5 separate regions of the Homo sapiens genome follow, and all the other regions are linked to region 2. The links are chromatin loops, found by intact Hi-C in ENCODE. Cell type or tissue: PC-9. All regions are shown on one strand. Region 1 has its middle 51 kb from the start of MIR183. Region 2 overlaps UBE2H (ubiquitin conjugating enzyme E2 H). Region 3 overlaps UBE2H (ubiquitin conjugating enzyme E2 H). Region 4 overlaps UBE2H-DT (UBE2H divergent transcript). Region 5 has its middle 5.5 kb from the start of MIR183.

Region 1 (4,000 bases), 120 kb after region 2:
TGGTAACAAATCAGGATTCCAGAAACATGCCCTCCTCCAGAGAGGACCACCATGGGCAGGGCTGAAGAGGGCTTCCCCTCGCGAGTCTCGCTCACTGCAGTGAGCCCTTCGGTGAGTAGAACAGGACATTAACTGCTTGTGCTGTGCCAAGTGGCTTAGTCACACAGTGGCATAACCATGCTAGAACCTGGGTCTTCAGGCCATCCATACGTGTTCTTTCCAAGAATCATGCTGTGCCAAGCTCAGTGCCTGCCCCCAATGCCCGCTGGGGCTGTGGGTACCTATGTCTGTGTGAACCTCATGCTGCCTGGGCCCTATGAGATGCTCCCTGGCTGACCTCCTGCCCAGGGCTCACTCTATGGGCGTGGTCTCTGAGGATCAGGACCTTTCCCCATACACATCCCCATTTCCACTGACAATGGTTTCCCCAACCTCCGGTACCTGCAGTACGGTCAGAAAATAAAACTAGATTTAACTCAAACCCACTTCCTAGTGCAGAAATATAGAAATAGAATGTGATCTACATTTATCATTAAAAACATTCTAGTAGCCACGTTTTTTAAAAAAGGTTAAATGTTTCATTTAACTCAATATATCAAAAATACTTCAGTGTGAGGCCGGGCGCCGTGGCTCACTCCTGAATCCCAGCACTTTGGGAGGCTGAGGCGGGTGGATCACCTGAGGTCAGGAGATAGAGATCATCCTGGCCAACATGGTGAAACCCCGACTCTACTAAAAATACAAAAATTAGCCGGGCATGGTGGCAGGCACCTGTAATTTCAGCTACTTAGGGGGCTGAGGCAGGAGAACCAGTTGAACCTGGGAGGCAGAAATTGCAGTGAGCCGAGATGACGCCACTGCACTCCAGCCTGGGCAATAGAGTGAGACTCTGTTTCAAAAAACAAACAAAAATTTCAGCATGTAATTCACAGTAAAGGAATGAGATAGTTTCGATTCGTTATTTTTGTGCTAACTCTGAAATCCAGGGGGTATTTCACAAAGCACATCTCAATTTGGACGCTACACTTTCAATATTTAAAGTGCCGCATAGTCCTACAAAACAAAGTTGTTTTGCAGAACAATTTACACTTGTTTTAAAATTAAAAATTAATTAAAATTATATACCACGAAAAATGTGATAATCAATAGCCACAGCTGGCTACCTATTCAGAAGCACGGGCCCTAGCAGCCTCTCCGTGCTGCAGGGATCTTTAGAGAAGCAGGCCTGGCGCGGTGGCTCACGCCTATAATCCCAGCACTTCGGGAGGCCGAGACAGGTGGATCACTTGAGGTCAGGAGTTCGAGACCAGCCTGGCCAACATGGTGAAACCTCGTCTCTACTAAAAATACAAAAATTATGCGGGCATGGTTGCACACATCTGTAATCCCAGCTAGGCTGAGTCAGGAGAATCGCCTGAACCTGGGGAGGTAGAGGTTGCAGTGAGCCGAGATTGCGCCACAGCACTCCAGGCTGGGCGACAAAGCGAGACTCCGTCTCAAAAACAAAAAACAAAAACCACGAAGCTGGCAAGTGACAAGAGCAAAGGAGCAACTTTGCTTGGGAATCTAGGGCAGAACCCAGAACCTCCCAATCCGCGGAGAATGTTCCAGGTACTGGAAGGGTGGACGGCGCACCCAGTCCGGTCCCTGGGGGCGGACTGGGTGGCCAGGCCGGAGCTGGCAGTCAGGGGAGCCTGGGCAGCGCCTCGGTCCCCTTGGGGCCTTGACTTCCAGGACGTGAGAACGCCGCCAGTCCTGCCTCGTGGGCCGGAGCCTAGCAGGCCCCGGTAAAGGAATCACTCTGTGGGTTACACCTGTCCTCCGCGGAACTGAAGCTGCCCGGGCTCCAGGCGTGGACAGCGCAGCCCAGTAGGTGAGCAGGCAGGGGCGAGCAGGGCGGAGCGGGTGGGATTGGGCTGGGCGGGCGGGGTGGGGCGGGGCTGCGGAGTCCGCGCGGCAGTCCCCGCCACGGCCACCAGGGGGCGTACGTGCTTCGTGCTTCGGCACCCGCTCGCGGGCGGGAGTCTGGGTGGGGCGGGGTTGGCCGGGGCAGGGCGGTCCAAGTGGCCCGCGGGCGTGGACCCGGGAGGCCTCTGGCATCTGCCCCACCTGAGAGGTGGGAACCGGGCTGGGAGGGACGTAGATTCCTCATCGACGTGACCCTGGTAGGGAAAGAGCCCCCAAAACAGGGAGTTCGGTAGAGGCGCCAGAGCTGACATGGGCACTGCCGCAGTGCCAGCCACGGCCACCAAACTCTCCCAGCACGGCTGGGCGGCCAAGGCAGGGGTGACGACGAGAGGGGCGGCTCAGCCCACCTCCCCCGCTGATCTGTCGGGAAAGGAGGAAGAAGGGTCATGAAAGCCTCACACACCGCTAGGAGGGGGCATCCTGGAGCAGGGGGCTGGATCAGGACCCGGCTGGATGGGAAGGAGCTGGGTAAAGGGAGGGCACCCGGGTAGGGCGTGGCCCGGGCTGTGCGGGGAGCGGGGAGCGGGGAGTGGACTCAGGGGGAGGGGTCAGCGTTCTGGCTGGCCCGGGGGCACGTGGCCGGGGGGCAGGGTGGGAAGAGGGTGGGATGGTGGGGTGCTGGCTTGGGGCCAGGTCAGGCATCAGAGGCACAAAGTAAAGGATACAGAGAGAGGGGAAGGGAGAAAGGGAGAGACAGAGACCTGAAGCGGGAGGGCCGAGCGGCAGGGCGGGAGGCGAGGATAGTGGGTGGGGCTCGGGCTGCAGGGCTGGAGCCTGGGGGATCTGGAGCACAGGGGCAGGAGGAAGGGACCGGAAGGATACCTGGGCCTGCAGGGCGTTCCCTGCGGAGATTGATTGAGTGAAGACTGCGACGTCCACCTTCAGGGCTCTCTCTAGCTCCCTCTTCCTGTCTCCTATCACTTGCTCTGGGGGAAGCCAGCGGGTTGTTTTGAGCTGCCCTCTCCTTTGGAGAGCCCCACCTGGCTGGGAACCGAAGCCCTGAACCAACAGCCAGCAAGAGCTGAGGCTTGGCGACCACCAGCGCGTGAGCCGGCTGTGGATGCCCGGACCCGGTGCAGCTGAGAATGGCTGCGGCAGGCCTCATCAGCGATCCTGAGCCGCAGCAGCCTGAGAGCAGCTTCCCGGGCTCCTGACCCTTGGAAACTGGGAAATAGATGGGAATGCGGGTTTGCTGCTTTAAGGTTCTAAGTTTTGGGTGTAATCCATTATGCAGCAATAGATACCTAATAGTCTGTGGTTTTTTGGAACCACTGTATTTTCCCCATACTGCTTATCTCTTAACTAGTTTTATGTGAGATAGAAAAATAGGCCGGGCACAGTGGCTCACGCCTGTAATCCCAACACTTTAGGAGGCCGAGGCAGGAGGATCACTTGAGCCCAGGAGTTCCAGACCAGCTTGAGCAACATAGGGAGACCCGTCTCTACAAAAAATGTAAAAATCAGCCCAGCGTGATGGCACACGTCTGTGGTCCCAACCACAAGAGAGGCTAAGGTGTGAGAGCCACTTGAGCCCAGGAGGTTAAGGCTGCAGTGAGCCAAGATTGTGACATTACACTCCAGTCTGGGCTGCAGAACGTGACCCTGTCTCAAAAAATAATAATAATAATTTGTAGCATATTTAAGGCACTGCTATAAATTTTTTAATTTTCTACTTATTACAACTAAACCTAATCTTAAATGATTCTATAATAAAGACTGGAAATAAGAATAGAATGGGAAATTCGTTTCCTATTCTTTCTGTCTGTCATTCTAGCTTTGACTTCCATTTGGAAGGCCACCTCATGGTTCAATACAGTGGCTGGAGCTCCAGAGAAAAGGTGCTCATCTCTCAGCCGACAGCTCCTTTTTTTTTTTTTTTTTTTTTTTTTTTTTTTTGAGACAGGGTCTCATCTGTCATCCAAGCTGGAGTGCAGTGGTGCGATCTTGGCTCACTGCAACCTCCACCTCCCAGGTTCAAGCGATTCTCCAGCCTCAGCCTCCAGAGTAGCTGGGATTACAGGCGCCCACCACC
Region 2 (4,000 bases):
TCAGGCGCAAGTGAAATCAACTCTTTATGAGCTGTTTGTGGCTGTGATTGTTTTGTAAATGTGTGAATGATACCAGTAATGTTGGCTTTTCATAAGGCTGCAGGAAAACTTGTAACTATGACTGTGTGTACATTTTACACAAAGCAGTTTCGGGTTTTATTTTTGTTTAGAAACTAGGAAATGACATAGTGGCAGCATCTGAGTTATTTTTATCTTGAATTGAGAGTTACTGTCACACCTAATGCGAATTTCTACCTAATGTTTAATTGGGATGGAGTGGGGAGACAATTCCAGCTGTTTGTGATCGTTGTCAGAGTCTCAAATTATGTACATAGACATATTTTTAAAAGATTGAGGATAAAGAGGGGGGCCTAACTTGACCTGATGCCTTTTCCATACAGTGCCTTTTGTTCATTTAGTAGTTGTGGCATCTAGAATGATTACCGCATTTAGGAGTCGGGGTGTGGGGGGTGGAGAGGGAGAGGAAAACAGACAAAGAACAGCAGGGTGTCTTTTTTTTCTCCCCCTAAGTGGCTTATTTCATAGCTTATTTTTAGTAGAAGATGAAGAAAGGCAAAGATGCATTGGCCTTCTGTTCTTTCCCCACCTTCCTTCCTTTCTGACAAAAGAAAGCAGAGGCGCTTTAAAATTGTAGATCTGAGATAGGAGGATAACAGTTTCGAGATTTAAAAGCCAGAGGTTATCTTTGTTTCGTGTTTATTTTCTGGTATAATGGAGTTTGGAAGTTAAAATGTTTCGGATTTCCTTTTGTGTGTGTTGTGTAGGTGAGAGATTTTGTGTCCTCCTTTCTCTGTTGAATTCACAGATCAGTAGGCCCAAATGGAGCCAACAATTTTTGAGTAAGGTATATTTAGCAGAAAATTTAAGGAAAAATTCCCCAGCCCTCTACTAAAATGAGTACAATTGTGTGAAAAGGCTGGGGGTTGAGAAAGATGGTGGAGAGGAAGTAGGAAGAAAAGGTCTGAAGGAATGCACTTCTTGCCCCCCATGCCCCTTGATGATTTCTTTGGTGTGGGGGGCGATAGCTGGTTTCCTTGCAGTCTCCTGTTTCAGCCCATTTTTGGATGTCTCCTGAGCGTAATTATACCACCACGATTTACAGCCTGGCAGGGAACCTATATAGTAGGAAAGTAGCAGTGTGGGGGTAGGGAGAGAAGAGGATGTGTAACTAATTGGCCGCTGCCTTCCACCACCTCGCTCGGTTCTTTTGGAGACACCGTCTCTGGTTGTTGTTTGGAGTCAGTGATATTTCTTTTGTGACGGGTTGGTAGGAGAGCTGACTCCCAAGTTATGCAGGGAGTGAGTGTTTTGCACCAATGCACTTAATAATCTGCTGGGTGATTATGTTCTGAAACTCTGACTCATTCATTGTTTCTCTTCTGATCCTTTGCTAAGGGTTGTGCAAACCTCCCCAGGAGCCTAGAAACTGATTTACATGACTTTTGGATCCTTTAGGAATGTGTCCCAGTAAAAAAACCTTGCAGTTAGCCCAGATCCTATGGAATAGTCTCGAATAGTGCGGCCATTTGTTTGCAAAGTCAGGTAGATTGGTGATCTGTGCTGCCCAGAGCCTGGCAACCTTTGAGGTTTCCACCTCCAACCAGCTGATTATTTAGATTGTCTGAGAGCTGGGGCTCTGGTGACCTTAAAGCGTGATTTGCCCTAAAGGAATATCGGTTTAAGTTCTCCCTGGTGGAGGAACAAACAGCTCAGATTACACGGGTTTCCTTGTTGGTGGGGGTTACTCGTCTCACCCTGTTGCACAGCCCTGGTGATCCTTTCATCTGTGAACCAGTGGCCCCTGCTGAAGGCTAGAGCTGCTTGTTTTGGAAAAGCGTATGCAGGCAAAAGGCCGCAGGCACCGCTCCTCAGCGCTCATTGGCCGCCCTGTTACTACCCGGAAAAGGAGGAGGGGAGGAGCTACCAAACAGCTGATGGAGTATGTGACAAGAGAGTGTGTTTATATACAAAAGAGGTGGGGGCTGGGGAGGCCCTCTGAGTGGTGTTACAGGAACAAGTGTGTTTTCGAGGGGTAAAAAGAGAAGAGGAAAACCTGACCTGTTAGAGTACAAGAAATGTTTAGAAAAATTAAGGTTAAATCAGAAAAGTAGATCGGATAATAATGGGGACCGGCATACACCATATGTACAATTTTGTAACTTACAATACCAAGAGTTTTCAATGATTCTTCTTTTCAGAGGGAGTTCAGTAATAGGATCCCCCCCTTATTTATTTTTACATTTTTTGTAGAGACCGAGGTCTGACTAGGTTACCAGGCTGGCCTCCCAACTCCTGGCCTCAAATCTTCCTCCTGCCTTGGCCTCCCAGAGTGCTGGAATTACAGGTGTGAGCCCAGTGCACCTGGCCCAGGGCATGCCACTTTAAATGCACTTAACTGACTCATTTGCAGGGATTCCAAAGTATGGCAGAAATGTCAGCTTCCCTTAAGAAAGCGTCAAGTGTGATAGAAAGGGACGGTGTCTTACATTAAAACGGCCTGAGTTAATTTTACAGAATCGTTGGTGTCTGCTTTAGGGTTTCAGAAGCTTTCTCTAACAAATTCAAAACCTCAGATGTGGCCAAGTGTGGTGGCTCACACCTGTAATCCCAGCATTTTGGGAGGCTGAGGCGGGAGGATCACCTAAGTGTAGGAGTTTGAGGGTCCAGTGAGCTAAGATCATGCCACTGCACTCATGCCTGGGCAACAGAGCAAGACTCTCTTAATTAAAAAAAAAAAAAAGCTGGCACAGTGGCTTATGCCTGTAATCCCAGCACTTTGGGAGGCCAAGGCGGGCAGATCACCTGAGGTCAGGAGTTCGGGACAAGCCTGGCCAACATGGCAAAACCCCGTATGTACTTGTACTAAAAATATAAAAAATTAGCCAGGCGTGATGGTGCGGGCTTGTAGTCCCAGCTACTTGGGAGGCTGAGTCACGAGAATAGCTTGAACCCATGAGGCGGAGGTTGTGGTGAGCCTAAATTACACCATTGCACTCCAGCCTGGACGACAGAGCAAGACTCTTATCTCAAAAAAAAAAAATCCTCATATGTTTGGGTACTTGCTTTGTGCCAGCATTGTGCTGGGAGTTTAGTAGTGAAAAATTCAGTATGGGTGGTCATGGTGCTTATGCAATTAGTTAAAACTTTTTTAGTCGGAAAGGACAGGCTGTGTTAGGTCATTGCTGTGTGTAGTGCCTTTTTGAGTAACTTGTATTTACTTAGAGTGGACTTTTCAAGGAATAGAAAGGTTAAAATGAATTTTGTGTGCTAGGATGTATATGGGGATCTGTACACCTGTTTAAAAAAATTTCAAAACTAAAATATTAAAATATGTAGCCATTTGTCTTTGACTTAACTTTGGTATTTTGCTGTTAATCAGTAGTTACTCTATCCCTAAGTTAGTAGTCTTTGTTACTCTTTAATTTGTGTTCAAAGGGTAGACAGTTCCCTAAATCTTTTAACTAGTTCTAGTGTCAATTGGGAACCTGTGGTTTGCCTCTTTATTTCCAGTGGACTCTGTTTTAGTGAGATGATGAGATGAAAGTTGGCACAGCTTTATGGTCTTCAAGCTAAAAGTTAAAGATTTGGCAACTCTCAGTGTTCTGAATTTGTCTTCCCTGCCTAGATTTTGGTGACAAATATAACATACTGGTACTTATTTTGGTTAGGCAGGAACCTACATGAGTAAGCATTCACAGCTTCAGAACATCTGATTCCTGCAGTGCAGTTCTAGTAAATTACACGCAAGCCTAAAAATTCAGCTTTTTGGGAAAAAATGTTTCGCAGATGTGACCCATAAACGTCCCTCCTGTATTTGTGTATGTATGTTAGAACAACCTAAGTTTGTTGGTTTTCTAGTGTTGCAATTTTCTTAGCCCCTTGACCTGCATTTTATAGATATATTTAAACATTGGTATTCTTTTCAGTCTTAACAGATTTGATGGTTCCAAGAATCATTGGATTTTTAGGCATGTAATCC
Region 3 (4,000 bases), 100 kb after region 2:
CAGCGTGATCTTGGCTTACCGCAGCCTCCACCTCCCGAGTTCAAGCAGTTCTCCAGGTTGCAGAATTTTGATTGAGGGCAAGAGGAACTTATTGTTTGTGGGAAATGACCTAAGTGATTGTTTTAAGGAAACTTTCTCTGATTACAAAGGCGAGAGTATAGAGCCTTTAAGGCCATTTAGTAGATGGCTGCCCTGATCCAGGGCTGGAATGATATATTGGTTTTGACATAGTTACATGCCAGGGGAAATAAAAGAAAAACTAGAGACATTTCTGGGAAACTGAGTGAGTACATGGAAGAAAGGAAGAACACCTAGCCAGATTCCTTCCAGAGGCTTGGAGCCTGAGAGCCAGGGCGTTAGAGTCAACCTACTCCCTTCATTAGGTGAAGGGAATGGGTTTTCAGGAAAATAATCTTAGACATGTAAAGTTTGATAAGACTACAAGACTAGACATATGAAGGACCAGTTATATGGATTTGGTAGTTACCAACATAGACTTCTTATTTTTCTTTCTTTCTTTTTTATTTAAAGAGACTGGGCCTCAGCTGGGCATGGTAGCTCACGCCTGTAATCCCAGCACTGGGAGGCCAAGGCGAAGAGGATCACTTGAGCCTTGGAGTTTGGGACTAGCTTGGGCAACATAGAACTTGTCTCTGGAAAAAAAAAAAGAGAGACTGGGTCTCACTGTGTCATCCAGGCTGGAGTGTAGTAGTTGTGATCATAGCTCACTGTAACTTCAAACTCCTGGGCTCTAGTGATCCTCCCTCCTTAGCCTCCTGAGTAACTGGGATTACAGGTACAAGCCACCACACCCAGTAGACTTATTCCTTTAAAATTGTAGGATGGCCAGGCGCGGTGGCTCATGCCTGTAATCCCAGCACTTTGGGAGTCTGAGGTGGATGGATCACCCTGAGATCAGGAGTTCGAGACCAGCCTGGCCAACATGGCAAAACGCTGTCTCTACTAAAAATACAAAAAATTAGCTGGGCGTGCACCTGTAATCCAGCTACTCTAGAGCTTGAAGCAGGAGAATTGCTTGAACCCAAAAGGCAGAGGTTCCAGTGAGCTGAGATTGTGCCACTACACTCCAGCCTGGGGAGATAGAGCGAGACTCCAGCCTGGGGAGATAGAGCGAGACTCCGTCTCAAAAAATAATAATAATAATAATAATAATAATTATAGGATGACGGCTTCCCGGGGTAACAGTGTACAAAGCTAATTCTTAAAATGCAAATGCCACAGAATTTGAGCCGCTGTGCAGGATGCTGATGTCTTTCCCGATAAGTTTTTTGTTATTTGTTTTTAACAGGATGTTGGGCTTCTGGGGGACAGGTAGTAGAAGGAGAAAGGGGATGGGGTAAGTGGGATTGAGAACGGAAGAATGGCTTTGATGGTTCTTGGCACTTGGCACCACTTGGTGGTGGTTTCTGAGTTACAGCATGTATTTTTCAGTATTAAGTCCGAAAAACAAATGAAGAATATTTAGGTAAAAGTCTCCAAAATGACTGCCTGTGTGCTAATTGTGGTTCCCAGTGAGGCAGAGCATGTCAAGGTTTGGGTATCCACAGGATTTTAACCTGCAGAAAGCAGTGTATATTACATTTTTTTTTTGAGTGGGGGGTGGTAGAGAGAGGGTCTTGCTTTGTCACCCAGGCTGGTATGCAGTGGCATCACAACATACTGCAGCCTCGACCCATCCACCTGCCCCTGACTTGAGCAATCCTCTCACCTCGGCAACTACTGAGCACCTACTCTCCTGAGTAGTTGGAACCACAGGCACATGCCACCATGCCCAATTATTATTATTATTATTATTATTATTATTATTATTATTATTTTGTAGAGACCGGATCTCCCTATGTTGCCCAGGCTGTTATTGAACTCCTGGGCTCAGGCCGTCTTCCTGCCTTGGCCTCCCAAAGTGCTAGGATTACAGACATGAACCACCTTGCCCAGCTTGAAATTTTCCATTTATTTCAAAGGAAATAGAGGAAAAAGAAATAACTTGTGGTCACTGGTTCATAAATAGCCAAGAATAAAACATGAGATGTGTGATTCATCCCCTCTTGTGTTTTCTCCTTCAAGCCCTGCACCATTTCATTGTGAGTCACCTGGAATAGGGCAATTTTACTTTAAGAATTGGTACATTTTTTTCAGTGTAACTCTTTTTAATTAATACATATTCTTTAAGGGATACAGGTAGCTGAAATGTCTACCCTTTGAGGATGTCATATTTGTATTAATAGTTTAGTTCTCTGGTGCAATTTGAAGTATATCTTATAGTCACTTTTAGTAATGTGTGTTACTTCCCTGTAAGGAATAGCAATGTTATACTTCTCCTTTTGCAGTGAAGAAATTGAGATGTAGAAAGGAAGAGACCTGCCCAAGGTCAAAGAGCAAGGCAGTGGAAAGCCTGAGATTAGACTTGTGGTCTTTTAGATTTTTCATCTGTTGTTCACCACTGAGGAGCCAGCTTTCTGTTTGCTGGAGACAGTTCAGCCTAATGGAATTTTCTCTGCCAGATGTCCACATTGTGTTAGGTGATGATTCTAACCATCCTCTAATACCCATTCTCCTCCAAAGTGGCCCTTTAGTTCCCCTCCAGAACAGATCTGCTTTTGACTGCCTGTGGTTTGGCACACCTCTGCCTAGAGATAACAGTGGTAACAGCAGTGTGCAGAAAAGAAAGTGGGAAGGGTCAGGGAATGTCACTAAACCAGAGTCGAGCTGTTAGAGGTGAACATTTTCTTGCAAAAAAGAACCTACGAGCAAATGGCCCTTTCCTTCCCGTCTATTCTTTGGGGATAGGGGATCATGGGCCAGGTAGTATTTCCTGTGCATTTTGCACACAGATGTCTGTATCACACACATACAGATCCCATCCAGTCCTAAACCAGAAGCCCTGGGGTAGGTATGAAGCTGCAACCTTAGGATGCTAAGCAAGTTTTTGGAAAAACTCCACAGGTAATTGTGATGGACAAGCAGGACCTAGACTTAGCCCAGAACCACTGCTCTAGACTAAGTGATGCTACTTTTGATGATAAGTTGTTTATGATTTGGGAGTCTCACTCCATTGCCCAGGCTGGAGTGCAGTGGTACAATCTCAGCTCACTACAACCTCTGCCTCCCAGGTTCAAGCAATTCTCCTGCCTCAGCCTCCCAAGTAGCTGGGATTACAGGTGCCCACCACCACGCCTGGCTAATTTTTTGTATTTTTAGTAGAGACAGGGTTTTGCCACGTTGGCCAGGCTGGTGTGAAACTCCTGACCTCAGGCAGTCCACCTGCCTCGGCCTCCCAAAGTGCTAGGATTACAGGCATGAGCCACTGTGCCCAGCCTGTTTTTAAATAGTAAATATGAATATAAATTATATGCCTAAACTGAGATATGAGTGTTATAATTTTAACATTAATGTAAGATCAGACTGAAGAGTCAGTGCTAATGAACCACATTTTGGTTCTAATTGAGTCTAAGGCAAAAGTAAGAGCTGTTTGCTCATCATAAACCATATACTCAGGAATCTTGGGACTTCCTTTAAAAGTTAAGACAGGCGGAAATGGGGTCGGCTGACTGTACTCTACAGGTTTAGGTCAACTGTATCTGGCTCTCTTCCTTTAAAAAAATTGAAGGTTAATGTTTTTAGATAAAGATCTTTGAACTGACACATTTTTATCGTTATTATTATCGACACATTTTTATCGTTTTATCATTAACAAAAATCTAGGGAAAAAGTGTTCTTTATTTTTCTACAGATGAGTATCTTTATTTTATTCTTGATTTATAGTTTTAGTCTTCTCTGCCAGTGTATTTATCTTGAAAGAAGACTTTCTGCACATCTGCACATTTGAGAGATGCTCCTTTCAGAAGCACCCTTAGGAGTAATCACTGTGTTAGCCACTTGCAGGAAGGCCTTATTGCTTTAAGATGGCAGAGCCATCACATCCTGGCCTCCCGAAGTTGTCATCTTCACCCAAAACTGGGCCTCATGTGTTTCCTTTTCT
Region 4 (4,000 bases), 61 kb before region 2:
GCCACCGTGCCCAGCCTGAGACCTTTCTTCTGTAGATCCAGAGAAACCAGATGTCAAGGGAAATGCAATTTATCAGCTATTAAGTGATAAGAAAATCTCCCCTCCTAAGGATCGTGCCATCTCCCAAGTCTCCAAGAGCTGGGGCAAGTCACTGTAGCCAACTTGAGAATCAAGTTCAGGTATGAGGCCAGGCGTGATGGCTTATGCCTGTAATCCCAGCACTTTGGGAGGCCAAGGCAGGCAGATTGTTTGAGCCCAGGAGTTCAAGACCAGAGTAGACAACATAGGGAAACCCCGTCTCTACCAAAAAAAAAAAAAAAAAAAAAAGCCAGGTGTGGTGGCGTGCACCTGTAGTCCCAGCTCCTCAGGAGGCTGAGGTGCGAGGATCCCTTAAGCCTGGGAAGTCAAGGCTGCCGTGAGCTGTGATCACACCACTGCCCTCCAGCCTGGGAGATAGCGCAAGACCCTGTCTCAGAAAAAAAAAAAAAAAAAAAAAAAAAAAAAGTTCAAGAATGTGACCTCGGTGCCAGGCAAGAATGCTAGCAGTACCCACTACGGCCACTAGATGTCCCCCATGTTCCACTTCTGGCTTACCTAGCTGGACTTGCCAACACAAGACATCATCATTCTTACTTTGTCCTTATTTTGTTACAGGGTCTTTCCCCTAACCCCACTTAAGCTCTACCAAGTGCGGTGATGGAAACAGAAAGAAACTGAAAGCATTGAAACAGTCAGCAGAGAGACAGAAATGAGAATGGGTATTTATTGAGGAGACAGAGAAGGAAAAAAAAACCTCTAAATTTAAGGTCAGAGTTGGGGCCTTGCATCCAGGAATAGTGGCTCGAGTAGCAATGATAAGAACCCGATTGAATGGGAAGTCAACCGAAAGGGAAATCCAGGGGACTGTGAGCCATTGGCAGCCACCCTGGGACACATGCAGCCCTCCCCAGGTGTCATCCTTTGGCTGATCTCAGCACCCGCACTCAGGGCTGGGCCACCCCAGGGCCGACCTGCAAAGTTAGGCAAGCCACTAATGAAGCATGATGACACACTCACAGGGGCATGAGTGGTGTCTCATCACAGCCAGGGCACAGCCCAGACCCACCAGATGACCCTTTTCTTGTGAGGATTCCCAAGTCTATGACTAATGCTAATTAACCCTGACTCACAGTAGCACTGAGCACACAGAGGTCATTATCTCCACTGGAAGGAGTGGGGAAACTGAGGTGTGGAGTGGGGAAGCAGCTTTGCTCCATCAGTGTCACCAGGTCAGGAGTTGATCCTCCCTGCCCTTCTCAAAAGCCCGTGAGGCTGTTCTTGGTAATCAGCAGTAGACACTTCCGGTGGGGCTAAGGGATAGGGCCTTTCCCCACTGCTGTTTCCACGTGAGTCAGAGCCACAGAACTGGAAGCAGAGTTGTAGACTACTTGGTCTAATCCCTGAGGAGTCTGAAGGCCAGAGTGGGGAGTGAAGGCCAAGATCACACAGCAGGTTGTGGCTGAGCCACGCCTAGAATCCTGAGGCTTCTTGCTGAGTCCCCTTCTTGCACTACAGTCATCATGACAGAGCAGAAGAGAGGCAGTACCCTGTGAGAGTTAGGAGCACCAGCTCACTAGCCAGAAGTGGTGGCACGTGCCTATAGTCCCATTATACTAGGGAGGCTGAAGTGGGAGGATCGCTTGAGCCCAGGAGTTCGAGACTGCAGTGAGCTATAATTGCACCACTGAACTCCAGTCTGGGTGGCAGAGCAAGACACCTTGTTTATAAAAAAGAAAAATAAAGGGGGACAAAAAAAAAAACACCAGCTCTAGGTCAGGTAGCTTGGCAGGTGGATCTAGCAGGCTCTAGGTTCCATAGCCTGGGTACAGATCCTGGATTCACTGGTCACCAGCTGTGTGTTTCTGAACCTATGACTCAGCCTCAGCTTCCTCATCTGTAAATTAGGGATAATACTAGTAGCTGTGTCACAGGAATGTTTTGAGAATTCATTGGCATATGTGAAGTGCTTAGAGCAGTGCCTGGCACATGAGAAGTGCTCAGGAAATAGTAGCTGTTTGTTTAAGCTGGCTGTTTAAGCCCAGTTGCCTCTCTGGCCAAGTGTCTCCAGCTTGCCTGGTCTTTTGGGACTCCTGAAGGAAGGGAGCACCAAAACTATAGGTGTTAGGATCATGAGAAAGACACATACCAGTATCTCCTCACCAGACTGTCTGTGGTCTCAGTAGGCCTCTTTCAGCCCAGCGGCCTCCATGCCACCATCAGACAGCACAGGTGCTGGTGGATCAGCGCCAAGCCCAGCTTTAGAAGCATTGGGAAGCACCTTGGCAACAAGACATAAACCAAGATAACCACATTCCTACCAGTCTCCATGGACCCTGGCTCCGGGCCTGGCAAGGCCACCCTCAGGAAATGGCGGTACAATGACGACAGGAAAGCTTATGACAGGCATCACCCTGCTGGGCTGAGAACACTGGCTTGTTTGTCCAGCACAGCTTACCTGAGTCACCCATTGTGGAGTCTGCAGCCACCTGGGCCTGGAGCTAGGCCAGCAGGCTGCTTGGAGTCTGGAACACCTTCTGCGGGCTGAATCTGGCTAGGTCCGGCACTTGCTGCCTGTCCCCTCCTCAGAAAGCAGGTCAAGGCAGTTTGGCTCCGTAGATCTGGCTCCAAACAGTGAAGAGCCTGGTGGGGCCTGACAACAGTTCAGAGACGCAGAGCCTCCTCTGTGGGAAACAGAATGTGAACCGAGGCCTTAGAGTGTTTGGAAAATCAGCTCCACGAATCAGAGATGGACCGGGCAGCAGCTTCTCCCTCTCCTCCATCCCATGCTACACCCGTAGCCACTCTCTGTGCCCCACTGGTCCTCAGGGGGCCCTGGGCTCTCTTGCCAAGTCTCAGCACTGCCCAGGCCCATGCAGCCGGTCAACAGTGACTGGGCTCAACTCCCACTAACTCAACCTGGGGGTTTTCCAAAGTGAAATGAGGAACAAAATAGGTGCTATGTTTCACAGTACCAAGTTTTAAAATACTAATAAAATTAGAAAATACTTTTTCAGGCCGGGAGCAGTGGCTCACGTCTGTAATCCTAGCACTCTGGGAGGCCAGGGTGGGTGGGCCACATGAGGTCAAGAGTTTGAGACCAGCCTGGCCAACATAGTGAAACCCTGTTTCTACTAAAAATACAAAAATTAGCTGGGCATGGTGGCGTGTGCCTGTAATCCCAGCTACTTGGGAGGCTGAGGCAGAAGAATCGCTTGAACCTGGGAGGCAGAGGTTGTAGTGAGCCGAGATTGTGCCACTGCACTCCAACCCGGGCGACAAGGCGAGACTCTGTCTCAAAAAAAAAAAAAAAAAAAAAGAAAATACTTTTTTAAAAGGTGTAAAAAATGAGAATGAAAGTCCCCTGCCCCTTCTGGCCCTTGAGGGGCTTTCTACTGGAGGGACCATTTGTGGCATAGTTGGCAAGGGCACCCAAGAAGGCCAGAAGGGGACGCCCATGGGTGGGGACAGGAGGCACAGGAAGCAGTGTTTTAAGGTAGTGATCCCACAGGCCTAAGAAGGTGGCTCTGTTCCTCCAAGGAGTACTAAAGAGCCATCATAAAACAGTACTGACCGGGCGTGGTGGCTCACACCTGTAATCCTGGGAGGCCAAGGCAAGTAGATCACTTGAGGTCAGGAGTTCGAGACCAGCCTGGCCAACAGAGTGAAACCCCATCTCTACTAAAAATACAAAAATTAGCCAGGCATGGTGGCATGCACCTGTAATCCCAGCTGCTTAGGAGGCTGAGGCAGGAGAATCGCCTGAACCTGGGAGGCGGAGATTGCAGTGAGGCGAAATCGTACCACTGCACTCCAGCCTAAGCAAGAGTGAGATTCTGTCTCAAAAAAAAAAAAAAAGAAGACTGTCCTAGGGGACTTGGGATATGCAAGCTATGTGTGCTCAGTGCTCAGCACGAGGTGGTGACCTGGCGTTGGGGAGGCCCGAGCTGGAATAGGGAGCCTG
Region 5 (4,000 bases), 170 kb after region 2:
GGGCGCACGACTCCGGGCAGCGTGGGACGCCTGTGGCGAGGCGGAAGGGATCTCTCCAGCGAGAGGGAATGGGGCAATTGCCAGACGGACATTGGATCTGCAGAAGGAGGGGGTAGGATACACGCGGGCTTAGGATGCGCTGGACAGGCCAGCAAAGTGAGGACCCCAGGTCGTCCTGAGCCACCTCTTCCCCCGCCTGAGCCCTGAGCCGTAAGGGATCCAGGGTATCAGGTCCCCGGGGGCCGCCCCCTCACCGTCCGAGTCCAGCTCCGGTTACCTGCCTGGCCTGCTCCTTAAAATATGTATGAGGCCCTTGCGGGTGCAGTTTCGCGGCCCCTCCCGGAGTGGGGCTGGGGGACTCAGGGTGCGAGGGGAGCTGAGGGGGGAGGAAGCGACGCGAGCTCCCCGGCCGGGGCCTTCTCGACTTTCAGCAGCGCATTTAAGAAAAGGTGGAAATCGGATCTGTCTCGGCGGCGCCCCAGCCCCGCCCGCTCCGACGGCCGGACCTCGCGGCCCAGCGGCTAGCTTTCTGCTGCGCGGTGTCTGGTTCTCGACAGCAGGTGAATGGGCCAGGGCGGGGCGCCCGGAGCGCGGGGGGCGGGGCGCGCGTTATAAAGGGGAGCAGCAGGCCGCGGGGGCCACTCGCAGTCCGCAAGGCCTGCGCTTCCCGCTTTGCGGTCCTGGGCACACCCGGCCCGGGTTGCCCAGCATCGCATGGGTCTGAGGACCAGGTAGGGCGCGGGTGCAGAGACAGCCAGGGAGGCTCGAGGCGACCTAGATGGGCGGGGGAATGCTAGTAGGACGGGGAGGGGTTAATGTGGAGCTATCACCCCCTTTTGGCCCGTTGGGCTCTGTGACGTGCTCATTATCTCCGCTGTCCGGGTTCTCGCTCACCGTGCCCATCCCTGGCTGCATGGGGAGAGGGGCCCCGAGGCCCTGAGACTCGTCCAGTTATCCACCTGGGGTGGGAATCTTGCTTCCCGATCCATCTGGCTGCGACATCTACGGCTTCAGCAGGCCCTGCCCGGGAGTCGGGCATATTGAAGGGTTCGTATCCTTGCCGTCACCCTTGGCCCCTCCCGGCTCGGCAGGAGCTGGGGGTGGGGAAACTATAGATTTCCCGGGCCCCGCTTCCACTGCCTCACCCCCTTCTTTTGCTCGAGCCCAAGACAAGGTGTTAACGGTCTTCAAGTGCAAGGGTTAGGTTTGGTGGGAGCATAGGCTAAGCACCACCCTCATTTTACAGGGGCTTCTAGGGTGCCAGATCTGCGGGGGTCGATTGGGAAGAACTAGAAGCTAAAAAGGAGAAGGGCGGATTAACGTTTTATTTTAATCTGGTTTTGAGCTGCCGTTGCCGTCTGGGGCGGCCGGGCGGGGCGGAGCTGGGACTGCCAAGGGCAGCCAAAGCAGCAGGGAGGGAGGGGGCGCTCCGGTGCTCAGGATGCTGGGGAAGAAGGAAGAGGCCACCCCAACGCTGACAGCTTGGAGGACCTAGCCCCTGCCCCCCGGTCCCTTCTGAATGCTCCGGGTGGTGTCAGACCAAAGGACGGTTGAGAAGGATCTAATCCGCGTCCGCGCCCCAGCCCCGGCTGGCCCCGCCCCCTCCCGAGGGAGCCACTGTCGCAGTGGGGGGAGGGGGAGATGGGAACGGGTCTGGGGGGCGGCTCCCCTCCCCCTCCCTCTCTTGGGACAGACAGCCTTTGTTCCCGGCGGCGGCGGCAGCGGTGGCCAGACACCTGTGAGGCCGCAGAACTGGCCGAGGGTGGGCGTGTGAGGACATGGAGGCCCCTTGTCCCCATTCCAGCCCTGCGCCCCTGGGTCCGGGTGCGCCCCCTGAGACAGGTCAGCCTTGAGCACCTTTCTGCGGGGAGACTGCAGAGATCGTCCAGTGGCCCTACGGTGCGCCCCAGCTCCCAACGCACTTCCCCTCCCCCCTCCCAGGGTCGGATTTCCAAGCACGCCACGCCACACACACCTCGGCTAGCTCCGGGCTCAGAGGGCGCTGGGGTGGCAGGGCGTCCGGGCGCACCTCGGCTAGCGGCACCCTAGCCCGAGGGCAGGAGGCGGGGATAGAAGGCGGGCGACGGGACCCCTTGGGGCCAGACCCGGCCGGGTTGGGCAAGCAGGCGGGGCTCCCGGCGTCTCCGCAGTCCCGGACGGGCGTGCCCTGCGCCGCGCACCAACCGGAGCCACATTCAAGGTGAATCATCCCCGGCCCGCCCCCTGCCCCTCCCCGCCTCGCGGCACCTGAGCCAATGGCGCTGCGCGAGGGGCGGGCGGGGCCCGGGGCGGGGGGCGGTAAAACCCTCCTGGAGTCATTCTCTGTGCACTCCGTCGAGCCCCCGCGCAGCCGTGCCGGAGCCGCAGGGCCTCCGTCCAGCCGCGCGGTCCGGGCAGCCCGCGCCCCCTGTTCTTCCGGTCCTCGGGCCCAGGTACCCCTCTGGACCTCCCCCGCCTGCAGCGCGGAGGCGGCTCCTCTTCAGGTGGCCGGGCCGGGGCCTTCCCCGGCAGACCTGTCACCCGACACCCAGGAAGCGCGCGGCCGGGTCCCGGCTCCCCTTTGTTCCCCCGCTGGGCTCGGCGCTCCGGCGCCGCCCCCTCTCGCGGGGCAGCGGAGGTTTGGGCCCGGGCCGGGCGCGCTTCAAGCTCCGTCCATGCGGCTCTTTCCAAACCGGGGCCGTTTTTGCCTGGCTTCTCTGGTGTGGACTCCGCGCGGAGCTGAGAGGCGGCTGTGCGCCCAGCCTGGAGCCGGCGCAGGTGAGTGTCTGGGGCCGGGAGCGGGGGGGCGGGCCGGGCGGAGCCAGAGCGGGGCTCAGTAGAGGAGGCGGAGGCGGGCGCCCGGGACCGGCCGCACTAGAACCCGGGTGCAGGGCAGAAGTCCCGGCGCAGCTGGCTTTCGGGGATGACGCGGCAGTGCCTACTCGCTCTTCCGCGCCTTCAGGCGGAGGCGCCCACGGGGCGCCTGGGTCCCGGGTCCGCCAGTGGCGTCTGCCCAGCGCCCAGCGCTGTTCCCGGGCGGGGGCGGGGGCGGGAGCGGCTGCGGTCCGAGTGCGGCCGGTGCTTGCGAGGTGCCTACCCGCGAGGAGTTTGGCTGGGGTCGGGCTGCGTTTCGCCGCCCTGGTGGGCTCAGGCGGAAGCGCCAGGCTGGGAGGGGGCTGCGGAGAGCGCCGGGGCCCCGGAGCTGGCCCCTCCAGCGTCTTGTCAGGGCTGCGCGGCTGGTTCGAGGCTGCTTCCGTGGCCCGGAGCCGCCCCGCCCAGTCTCTGGGGGAAAGCGGCTCTCAGACCTCCCGTGTGCCTCCACTTCGCGGCCACTCATCCCGGGAACCCCGGCGCACGCGAATGAGACACCGTTCCCCGCCCTCAACTGCCCCATTCCTGTTAATAGCGCTAGTGGCACCCAGGTTCCCAGCCCTTCCCCAAGATCGGCGGCTGGACGGCTTGCCTCTGGCGCCTCACCGGTCAGCGCATCCCAGGACTATGGGCAGTGAGGGTGTCACCCGGGGTCAGGGGTCGCCCGATTCCACGGTGTCCTCCAGGCTGAGCCATTCGTTTGCTCTTCCAACCCGGGCTCCCGGACACCGTGTACAGTAATACCCGCCGGGGGCAGGGGCACTGAGGCCGGCTCTGAGCGATTAGGGCCGAGGGCGGGCGGTGCCGTAATCGACCTCCCCACCCCCACAGGCAAGGTGCGGCGGCGCCTCCCAGGTTTGCGCCCGTCTTCGCAAAGCTCCTGAGGGCGAAAATCCTGCGAGCCAGGTGGCGGATTCTCGGGCCGGGTCACTCAGCTCTACGGGTGCGCATCACCCTCTACCTGTCACCCAGTGAGCCCGACCGATGGGCACCGAGTCGGCGGATCTCTGATCCGAGGCCGAGCCTTCGGAGAAATCTGTCCTAGTGGCCTCATCGTGGCCTGAGCGAACGCAAAGGAACCTGCCCCAAGCCCAGCTCTCAGCCTCGACCCCCACATTCCCCGCGCGGCTCTCGGTTCGGACCTGGGCTC

Evidence for each region. Hi-C counts contacts between places; a loop is a spot of excess contacts. Peaks named below come from ENCODE experiments on the same cell type or tissue, not always from the same donor. Only the 100,000 strongest peaks of a DNase experiment are listed, where the experiment ranks them.
Region 1: it touches region 2 in a loop (5-fold over the local background); 62 of 110 quality-filtered maps call a loop at or near these places.
Region 3: a loop joins it to region 2, with 2.8 times the contacts of the local background. A loop is called at or near these places in 44 of 110 quality-filtered maps.
Region 4: it touches region 2 in a loop (12-fold over the local background); 30 of 110 quality-filtered maps call a loop at or near these places.
Region 5: it touches region 2 in a loop (4-fold over the local background); 3 of 110 quality-filtered maps call a loop at or near these places.

What each region holds. Positions count from the first base shown.
Region 1 is chr7:129,823,899-129,827,898 of GRCh38, reverse strand. No RefSeq gene overlaps it. Among named protein-coding and RNA genes, the nearest start is that of MIR183, 51 kb to the right of the region's middle. RefSeq lists an enhancer at 1,473-1,522 and silencers at 1,843-2,192, 2,493-2,572, 2,643-2,692. In PC-9, CTCF peaks have their summits at 2,047, 2,910 and 3,111; DNase peaks (open chromatin) are centred at 1,438, 2,158 and 2,788; H3K4me3 peaks cover 2,096 bases; H3K27ac peaks cover 2,893 bases.
Region 2 is chr7:129,946,919-129,950,918 of GRCh38, reverse strand. The region is part of intron 1 of UBE2H (ubiquitin conjugating enzyme E2 H); the gene reads left to right. Among named protein-coding and RNA genes, the nearest start is that of UBE2H, 4.0 kb to the left of the region's middle. RefSeq lists enhancers at 199-248, 1,027-1,598, 1,599-2,172. In PC-9, no CTCF peak of the experiment used is centred here; DNase peaks (open chromatin) are centred at 1,448, 1,778 and 2,448; H3K4me3 peaks cover 2,605 bases; H3K27ac peaks cover 3,592 bases.
Region 3 is chr7:129,844,184-129,848,183 of GRCh38, reverse strand. All of the region lies in intron 5 of UBE2H (ubiquitin conjugating enzyme E2 H), which reads left to right. Among named protein-coding and RNA genes, the nearest start is that of MIR183, 71 kb to the right of the region's middle. RefSeq lists an enhancer at 3,871-4,000. In PC-9, no CTCF peak of the experiment used is centred here; DNase peaks (open chromatin) are centred at 2,033 and 2,563; H3K27ac peaks cover 3,939 bases.
Region 4 is chr7:130,007,596-130,011,595 of GRCh38, reverse strand. It overlaps UBE2H-DT (UBE2H divergent transcript), which reads right to left. Exons shown (of 4, transcript XR_007060520.1): 3 at 2,495-2,720. Among named protein-coding and RNA genes, the nearest start is that of ZC3HC1, 42 kb to the left of the region's middle. RefSeq lists enhancers at 1,160-2,359, 2,156-2,655, 2,743-2,812, 2,913-2,992. In PC-9, CTCF peaks have their summits at 385 and 592 (motif pointing right); DNase peaks (open chromatin) are centred at 555, 1,085, 1,495, 2,435 and 1 weaker place; H3K4me3 peaks cover 924 bases; H3K27ac peaks cover 3,871 bases.
Region 5 is chr7:129,778,547-129,782,546 of GRCh38, reverse strand. No RefSeq gene overlaps it. Among named protein-coding and RNA genes, the nearest start is that of MIR183, 5.5 kb to the right of the region's middle. RefSeq lists enhancers at 1-532, 1,379-2,224 and silencers at 1,845-2,644, 2,705-2,784, 2,935-3,064. In PC-9, no CTCF peak of the experiment used is centred here; DNase peaks (open chromatin) are centred at 2,186 and 2,526; H3K4me3 peaks cover 3,239 bases; H3K27ac peaks cover 1,458 bases.